Linked DNA regions of Homo sapiens: region 2 is linked to region 1. The links are chromatin contacts, found by Hi-C or POLR2A ChIA-PET in ENCODE. All regions are on one chromosome and are shown on one strand. The core of a region is the stretch at or near the end of the contact, and the rest is flanking DNA. Distances in the headings are between cores, read along the strand shown.

What was found. Hi-C counts contacts between places; a loop is a spot of excess contacts on that map. ChIA-PET counts read pairs that join two places held with the same protein, here RNA polymerase II (POLR2A). Pooled maps may share reads with other maps.
Region 2: a map of OCI-LY7 shows a loop between it and region 1 (7-fold over the local background). The contact joins the promoter of FBXW11 here to the promoter of PANK3 in region 1. A Hi-C loop is called at or near these places in 2 of 168 maps with a recorded cell type or tissue (HepG2 and OCI-LY7), 4 of 37 single-sample maps with no recorded cell type and 15 of 50 pooled maps. POLR2A ChIA-PET finds 5 or more read pairs at or near these places in 1 of 52 experiments (Caco-2).

What each region holds. Positions count from the first base shown.
Region 1 is chr5:168,577,348-168,580,925 of GRCh38, forward strand. It overlaps PANK3 (pantothenate kinase 3), which reads right to left and starts at 2,021. Exons shown (of 7, transcript NM_024594.4): 1 at 1,909-2,021. The coding sequence starts at 1,936. RefSeq lists enhancers at 1,749-1,818, 1,909-2,452 and a silencer at 1,969-2,298.
Region 2 is chr5:172,004,855-172,008,432 of GRCh38, forward strand. FBXW11 (F-box and WD repeat domain containing 11) reads right to left here and starts at 1,784. Exons shown (of 14, transcript NM_001378974.1): 1 at 1,604-1,784. The coding sequence starts at 1,648. RefSeq lists enhancers at 949-1,068, 1,668-2,295, 1,839-2,108, 3,551-3,578 and silencers at 1,409-1,518, 1,529-1,808.

The sequences.
Region 1 (3,578 bases), core at 771-3,270:
AATTTTAAGATTAATGGTCTCACAACATACCACAATGTTGTAATAATCAACTTATTTGGGGAAAAACAGGGGGTATTCTCTAATTTCTCAACCTAATGTGTATTTTTAAGTCTTTGGCTGGGACTACAGGCGTGTGCCACCATGCCCGGCTAATCTTTTTATTTATTTATTTGTAGAGATGAGGTCTCACTATGGTGCCCAGGTTGGTCTCGAACTCCTGGCCTCCAGCGATTCTCCCGCCTCGGCCTCTCAAAGTGCTGGGATTTCAGGTGTGACCCACCGTGCCTAGCCCTATTTTATAAACTTCTCATAATAATCTTTATAATCTCTCCTAAAACACCTTTGAAGGAGGTAGTACTCATACCTGATTATTAGTTTGTTCAAATCTAAGTAATCAAATCACTATCATGACAAAAGAAAATAATCACCACCACAAGAGTCAGAATTTGAGTTGGTCATACACTGTTCACCAAATGGAAATTCTAAGAGAAGCAGAGAAAACGTATGCGTGAGGGAAAATGTCCAAGTGTTCTAATTACTGCACCTGTTCAAGATGCATTAGTTTAATTCAGCAAATGAAAATTTAAAGTCTCTCTATATTACTTTTCATTTAAGCCTTCACATCACTATTTTATAGATTTCTTGAACAACTATGACAGGATCTATTCAGTTATAAATAATTTTTTAAAAATTTTAATTAACAGATGAAACTACCAGATAAAGTACTTAGACAATGCTCTATGGGTGCAAGAGAAAGAACACTGTATTATGAGTCAGTCCCCTTAGAGTTATGAACCACATAGCACATGGTTGGTACATGCTTGGAAAAGTTACTCTGGGGCTAAGTTCAATTTCCTCACCTGTGAAGTTAAGACCAAATTACCTTACAGTTATATAGGAATTTGTAGTTTTCACAGGGTTTTGGCTTGTTGCCTCTCAGGTGAGTTTTACAGGAACCCCGATAGGCGGGCAGGGAAGGTGTCAGCGCCCTGTTTTATAGTTGTGGATTTCTTAACAGTTAAAGAGATCACATGAAACACTGTAAAAACAGCAAAAGTATCAATACGACTCTAAGATGAGCATGAATCCCCACGTTCCTAGTCCTTCTGGGAGGCTATACTTAAAAAGAGTGACAATCACAATGGCTGGGTGATTAAATAAGTCAATTACTGGAATAAAAGGTTTTTAAAAGACTAAACATAAAAGGAAGCAAATGAAAGTCGACCTTTCTAAAAGCATAGTCAGAATTTAAGTACATGCATAGAAAAATATCTACGGGTATTCACCATAATATTAATAGCGGTTCGCTCCGGGTGCGGGGAATACGGGTGACTTTATCTTTCTTGTTTATCTGCGTTTTCTAAAACAAACATGAACTAGTTGATATTCTAAACAAAAACAAGCCAAAGCAATTACACACTGGCAGACTGCATGCACGTACGTTTGAAAGCTCCAACTGTAACAACAGTGACAACTCCCAGGAACCCACCGGCATTTCAAGGACACAAGCAGGAAGCCCGGAAATCCCTAAAAACAGGTGCTAAAAGCCGCCAGCGCAACCTGACAGCCGCGACCGCCTCTTTTCAACCTGAATTCAGGGGGAGCTGGGAGAGGAGACTAGTCTGGTTTGACAAAAATCAGAATCAGAAATTCCCTCTGGCACCTCCCAGATCTCGAAGAGAAAGTGGGAGGAAAGGCTAGGGGGCGGCAGGCATTCACCATGCATGAATAGGGGGATGGGGAGGACGGAAGCCTCGAACTCGTGGCTCAAATGGTCCCTCCGCCCCCATACCGGACGAAGCGCCGGCGAGGAGCGACGGGCTTGGAAGCCGACCGCCCAGCCAAGGGGCTTTCAGACGGGGCCCAAGGGTGCCCTCCCAACCTGGCGGGCCCCAGCCCCCGTCTTACAGGGTTTCTTGGCATCTTTGATCTTCATGGCGTCGGCCCGAGGGGCGATGGACGGCCTCCGATCCGGGGCACTGAGAGCAGAGGCGGCGACTCCGGAGGTGGCTGGGCCGCGCGGCGAGGCCCGGCCGGTTCCTCCCCTCAGGCCGGGCGGGGCCGGCCTAGGGCGGGGCGGCGGCGCCTGAGGAGATGCCCGGCCCAGGGGGCGGCCCCCCACCCCCGCGAGGGGTGGCCGGGACCGAGCAAGCTGGGGAAGGCCGCCGGCCTCGCCGCTCCGGGGCCCCCCCGCAGCCGCTCCAAACAAAAGGCCCCGGTCCCCGGAGCCGCCGCCACCGCCGCCGCCGCCGCACTGAGAAATAGCCCGCCCAGGCCGAACGCCCACGTGACGCGAGCCCCCCCTCGCTCCGCTTCCGCCCGGCTGCTGGGGATTGTAGTTCTCCGGTTCGTGAGGCCCCGCTCTCTGGCTGTAGTTGTGCAGGTGGACTACAAAGCCCGAGATGCATCGCGGCCCCTCCTCCGAGGCCCCTCAGCTTCCGCAGATCGCCTCAGAGTGGTCCCAGCGAGAAGAGGGCTGGGTCTTAGTCACGCCAGCGAGGAGGCGACCAATGGTGACTGAGATGGGCGTGCTGGGGAAGTCGGGCTCAGACCTCAGCAGGTCGCGGAGAGAAGGGGGAATGAACTCTTCGAGAGGACTGTCATGGCTGTTCGGCCATTCTCAGATTTCCCCTTGAGACAGGAAAGCTGGTCGTCAGGCCATGGAAAGCGCTACAATCAGGGCTCTAGAGCTGTGCTTAAGATAGACCCTTGAGTACATTGGCGGATTAAAATTATTCACAAAGGAATCCTTTTGCTTAATAGAGACACCTTGAATGTTAGGGTCGGAATGATGACAATAGCAGGAATAGAGGTAACATCTATGGAACGCGTTATGTTCATGGGACTCTGCTAAGCACTTTGTGTGATTTACTTAAATTCAGGGGCCTTGTGGACCACGTGCAATTATTCATTTTATTGTCACTCATTTTGAAGATGGGGCACGGTCTGAGGAGTTAAATTGCTTGCTGAGCATTCTTTTTGCCACCGATCCATATTCCCCTGGGGCCCTCCAGCCCAGCTCTCTCCTTCTAAAGGGAAAACTGACTCCCAGAGAAGAAAATTTAGTTGCTCCAGTTCTCACAGTAAAGCCAGGACACCCTTTCCCCTTGCCTCCTAGAGTCTTAGTCCTCCAGCTGGAATGGGAGAAGATGGCATTGGGTATCTTCTCTTGGCCTTCACTTTTGTTGCCCAGTTAGATGGCCAGGAATTCTGTAGTTTTTACAATAGATGGATAGAGGGTTGGCAGTAGAGGATTGGGCATTCCAGTCAAAGAAACCCGCTTACCAAAGAGCCTTACTGCCCCTTCTTGCAGATGATAAGCCAAGGGATGTGAAGAAGGACAGGAGAGGACACAAGCTACCATTTATTGAGTACATACCAAGGGCTGACACTTTGCAAAGTGCCTTACTTTTAAAATTTAAATTTAATCCTCCCAACTACTTTTTGAAATACAATGATTAAAAACTAAAAAAACTTGCTGGGCGCAGTGGTGTGTGTCTGCAGTCCCGGCTATTTGGGAGACTAAGGTGGGAGGCCCAGGAATTTGAGGCTGTATGTGATAGAGTTTGTGAATAGCA
Region 2 (3,578 bases), core at 534-3,033, 3.4 Mb after region 1:
ACAACCCCACGTGCACACACACACACACACACACACACGCATGCAAAAATCAAAAACTATCAGTTTCTTTTTTTCCCTCCTAGTTTTCAAGAATGCTAGAGAAGTCCAGTTCTGTGAATTATGCAAAGGACAGCAAACATTAAGCTGCCTCCATATTTATGCTACTGTACTTCCATTTTTAAAACAAGCATCTCAACTCCCCAGACACCATCATCCACAGAAACCATGCAGCTATCCAACAGACTTTCAGTGTCACCATTTATTATTTATAGCGTTAAATGGGGGAAGTGGCTCTGATGTCACCAACCCTACCCAGTGGAATCACTGACTCAATAAACATTTTCACACTGAAGAAAATCTGGCTAGGAAAACATTTTGCTGGGTTAAGTAGATTCTTCCACCTCTCCTCTCAACCCTGGGGAAGAAGTTGTTACCGTGTTAGGAAAGATACAAAGAAACTGTCAAGGCTTCCATAGGAAGAAATCCTGGACATGTCCATTTGCTGATGCAGACTTCCTCTTCCCAGCTCTCCAGAGCCCAATTTGATTTCCCTCATGTTCACGTTGGCAGGTAATATCTGCCATATTTTATTTCTTCCACCAAATCATCCATCAATTAGCAAATTCTTCACTTCTAGCCACTCTCTCACTGTCCTGTTCCTAAAAACCCCTTCTGGTTTCAAATCCTAAAGCTTCGGAGGAGGGTGGAGGGTGTCCACGGACCGGGAGTCTGGCCTGGCTGCCAGTGGTTTCTAACAGAAGAGTGGTCGCTTCCCCCGGGGGCCAAGGATTCCCCTCTTTTTTTTTTCTTTCTGAGAAGAAAGACCTCGCGGCAGTGATGAGGATGGCTCCCTCCCCAGTCATCTCCAATTTCCCAAAGCAGCTCTGGAAAACGTGAAGTTGCGCCTTCTCTTTCCTGGAGGATGGAATCCAGAGTACCTGGGCCCTTGCTATGCAAACATCCCTCTCCGCCGGGTAGGAAACCCTTTGTCCGAGAAGCCGGACACCACAAGGGCCCGGGAAAGAGGCCTCCTTATCCGCCACAGCCTCAAACCCGAAAGCTCCCTGCCCCCCCAGCTCTGTAGGGCCTATCCTGGCATCCACACAGACCTAGGCTGGGGAGTGGGTGCTGAGACCTCTCCTAGGACGCGGAGGCCCAGGCGGCCCCAACCCATCTCCGTACTCCTTCCCACCATCTCACTCGGCCTGAGTGGGGCTTGCAAGCGCGGTGCGGGCCTGGGCCGAAACAGAGGAAAGAAAAAAAAATCCCTTTCTAAAAGAAGGAGAATGGGGTGCTAGAGCGAGTGCGACCTAAGTCTACAGCATAAACGAGCGAGGGTCGTCCGAGAGCTGGGACCGGAGACGGGACCAGGGGGAGGGGGAGAAGCGAGGGGCATGGAGGGGGCCGGGCCAGGACCGGCCGGAGATGTCGAGGGATCAGAGGAGCCCGCGCCAGGTCCGAGGCCAGGGAAGGCTGGGGGCCCGGGTCTGGGTCGAGGCGTCTGGGAAGGGCCAGAGCCGGCCTCGCACCGGACGTTGAGGTGGGCAGGCCCGCCCGGGGCCGGACGGACGGAAGCACAGACGGTCCAGCGGGCCGCACTCACCATGAGCTCGATGGTCTTGTCCTCAATCACCGAGTCGGGCTCCATGGCGGCCCCGGCGGCCCCGCCTCGCTCTCCCCGCGCAGCAGCGAACGGCCCGGGCGGAGGAGGCGACGGCGGAGGCGGCAGAGGCGGAGGCGGCTATCGCACCCACTCTAGCTGCCAGCCCGCCCGGGCCGCCGGCAGCTCCGCCCTCCCCCTCGGCGAACGCAGTACGCAGATCGGGGACTACACCTCCCAGCAGGCGCCGCGGCCCGCAGAGCGTTGTGGGACCGAGCCTCTGACACCAGGTTGCTGGCTCTTGGCAGCCCGAAGCTGAACTCCGAGCTGAGAGTAGCACTGGACGGTGGGCGTAGGACGTGCAGACCTGAAGAGTTAAGAGCTTGCTCATGGCAGGGCCTCGAGAGCGCCACGACTACGTGTCCCAGAAAGCCGTGCGCCCGGGTTGTCCTTCCGGCTAGCTTCTCTTGACTTCCTGGCAGCCCAAGGCTGCCCAGACCGGGACGGAAACTCCGAGGCAACTCCTCACTTGTCGGAGGTCCTGCGTATGCGACCCATTTCCGCACATGCGCGGTCCATGCCGCAGTGCTCCCTAGACGCCTAGGTAGCTGCGCGGCCCGTCCGGCAGTGTCTGATGGTAGGGGCAGATGGTGGAGACAGGTGGGTTCTAGGTGCGTTAGGAAGGTGTATAGACCTGGGGCTCAGGTGTGGGAAGGGGCCAGCGAGTGAGAGAAGCTCGGCCTGGGGAAGAGGCTCTGAGAGGATGGGCATCCCAGGAGTGAGAGTTTCGAGATTTCTTCGGGAAAGACGGGGTTTTGGGAAATGTGCTGTGGTGCTGTCTGTATGTCACACGATCTGCGAGGAGCTGCGAGATTAAAGGGGACGTGCGTATATCGAGCCCCTCATTCATTCGTTCAGAAAATGGTTATTTTTTAAGCATCCAGCTTCCGCTGCGTACCGTTCTAGGCGCTGAGAATCAGCTCTGAACATGACAGACAAGGCTCCTGTTCTCATGGAGCTTAATTCTGGTGGAGGGACGACAGACACTAACCAAAAGAGTGGCTAAGAAGGAACACACAAGCGGAGACTCCTTCTAGTGAACTCAGCCTCCAACTCTGTGTAACTTAGGTCTGTCCGTGCCCTCTAACCAAATCCCACCAGGAAGACACGGATCGTTGAACAAGCTGGGTTTATTACTAGTTGCAGTGACTGAGAACACACATTGAGGAACGATAGGGCCTCTCGGTAAGAGTTGTTAGTGATTTGGGAGAGGGTTTAAGGAAGTGAGAGCTTCACTGGATTAGATACTGTCAGGAAGAGAGGGTCGTTCCATGATTGAGCATCTCAGTTCATCTTATCTAGAGGAAGGGAATTCTAGATTGAGGCTAAAGCTGTGCAGATAAAGAAACAGCAGCCTGGCCGGGCGCAGTGGCTCACGCCTGTAATCCCAGCACTTTGGTAAACCGAGGCAGGCGAATTGCTTGAGCGCAGGAGTTCCAGACCAGCCTGGGCAACATGGCGAAACTCTTCTCTACAAAAAATACAAAAATGAACCGGGCCTGGTGGTGCGCGCCTGTCATCTCAGTTACTTGGGAGGCAGAGGTGGGACGATCGCTTGAGCCCAGGAAGTGGAGGTTTCAGTGAATGGAGATCGCACCACTCCACTGTACCCTGAGTGATAGAGCCAGACCTTGTCTCAAAAACGAAAAAAAAAAAAAAAAGTGCAGCAGCAGCTCCCTCATATTAGCCAAGTGGGGATGTTGAGTCATTTTTTGTGGTTTGGACAATCATCAGGTTTTATCTTTTTATCGTGTTTAGACCTGATTATAGAGTGGTCTTGTATTTGTCTGGATCTATCATGGTCACAGAATGACCTCGTCTGATGTTGATGTTCTTTGGAATTGTTTTTGTTCTACAGGAAAACACAAAGCCTAGCTATAAGGGCCAGGCTGTGGTCTAGTAACATCATGGCATGGCT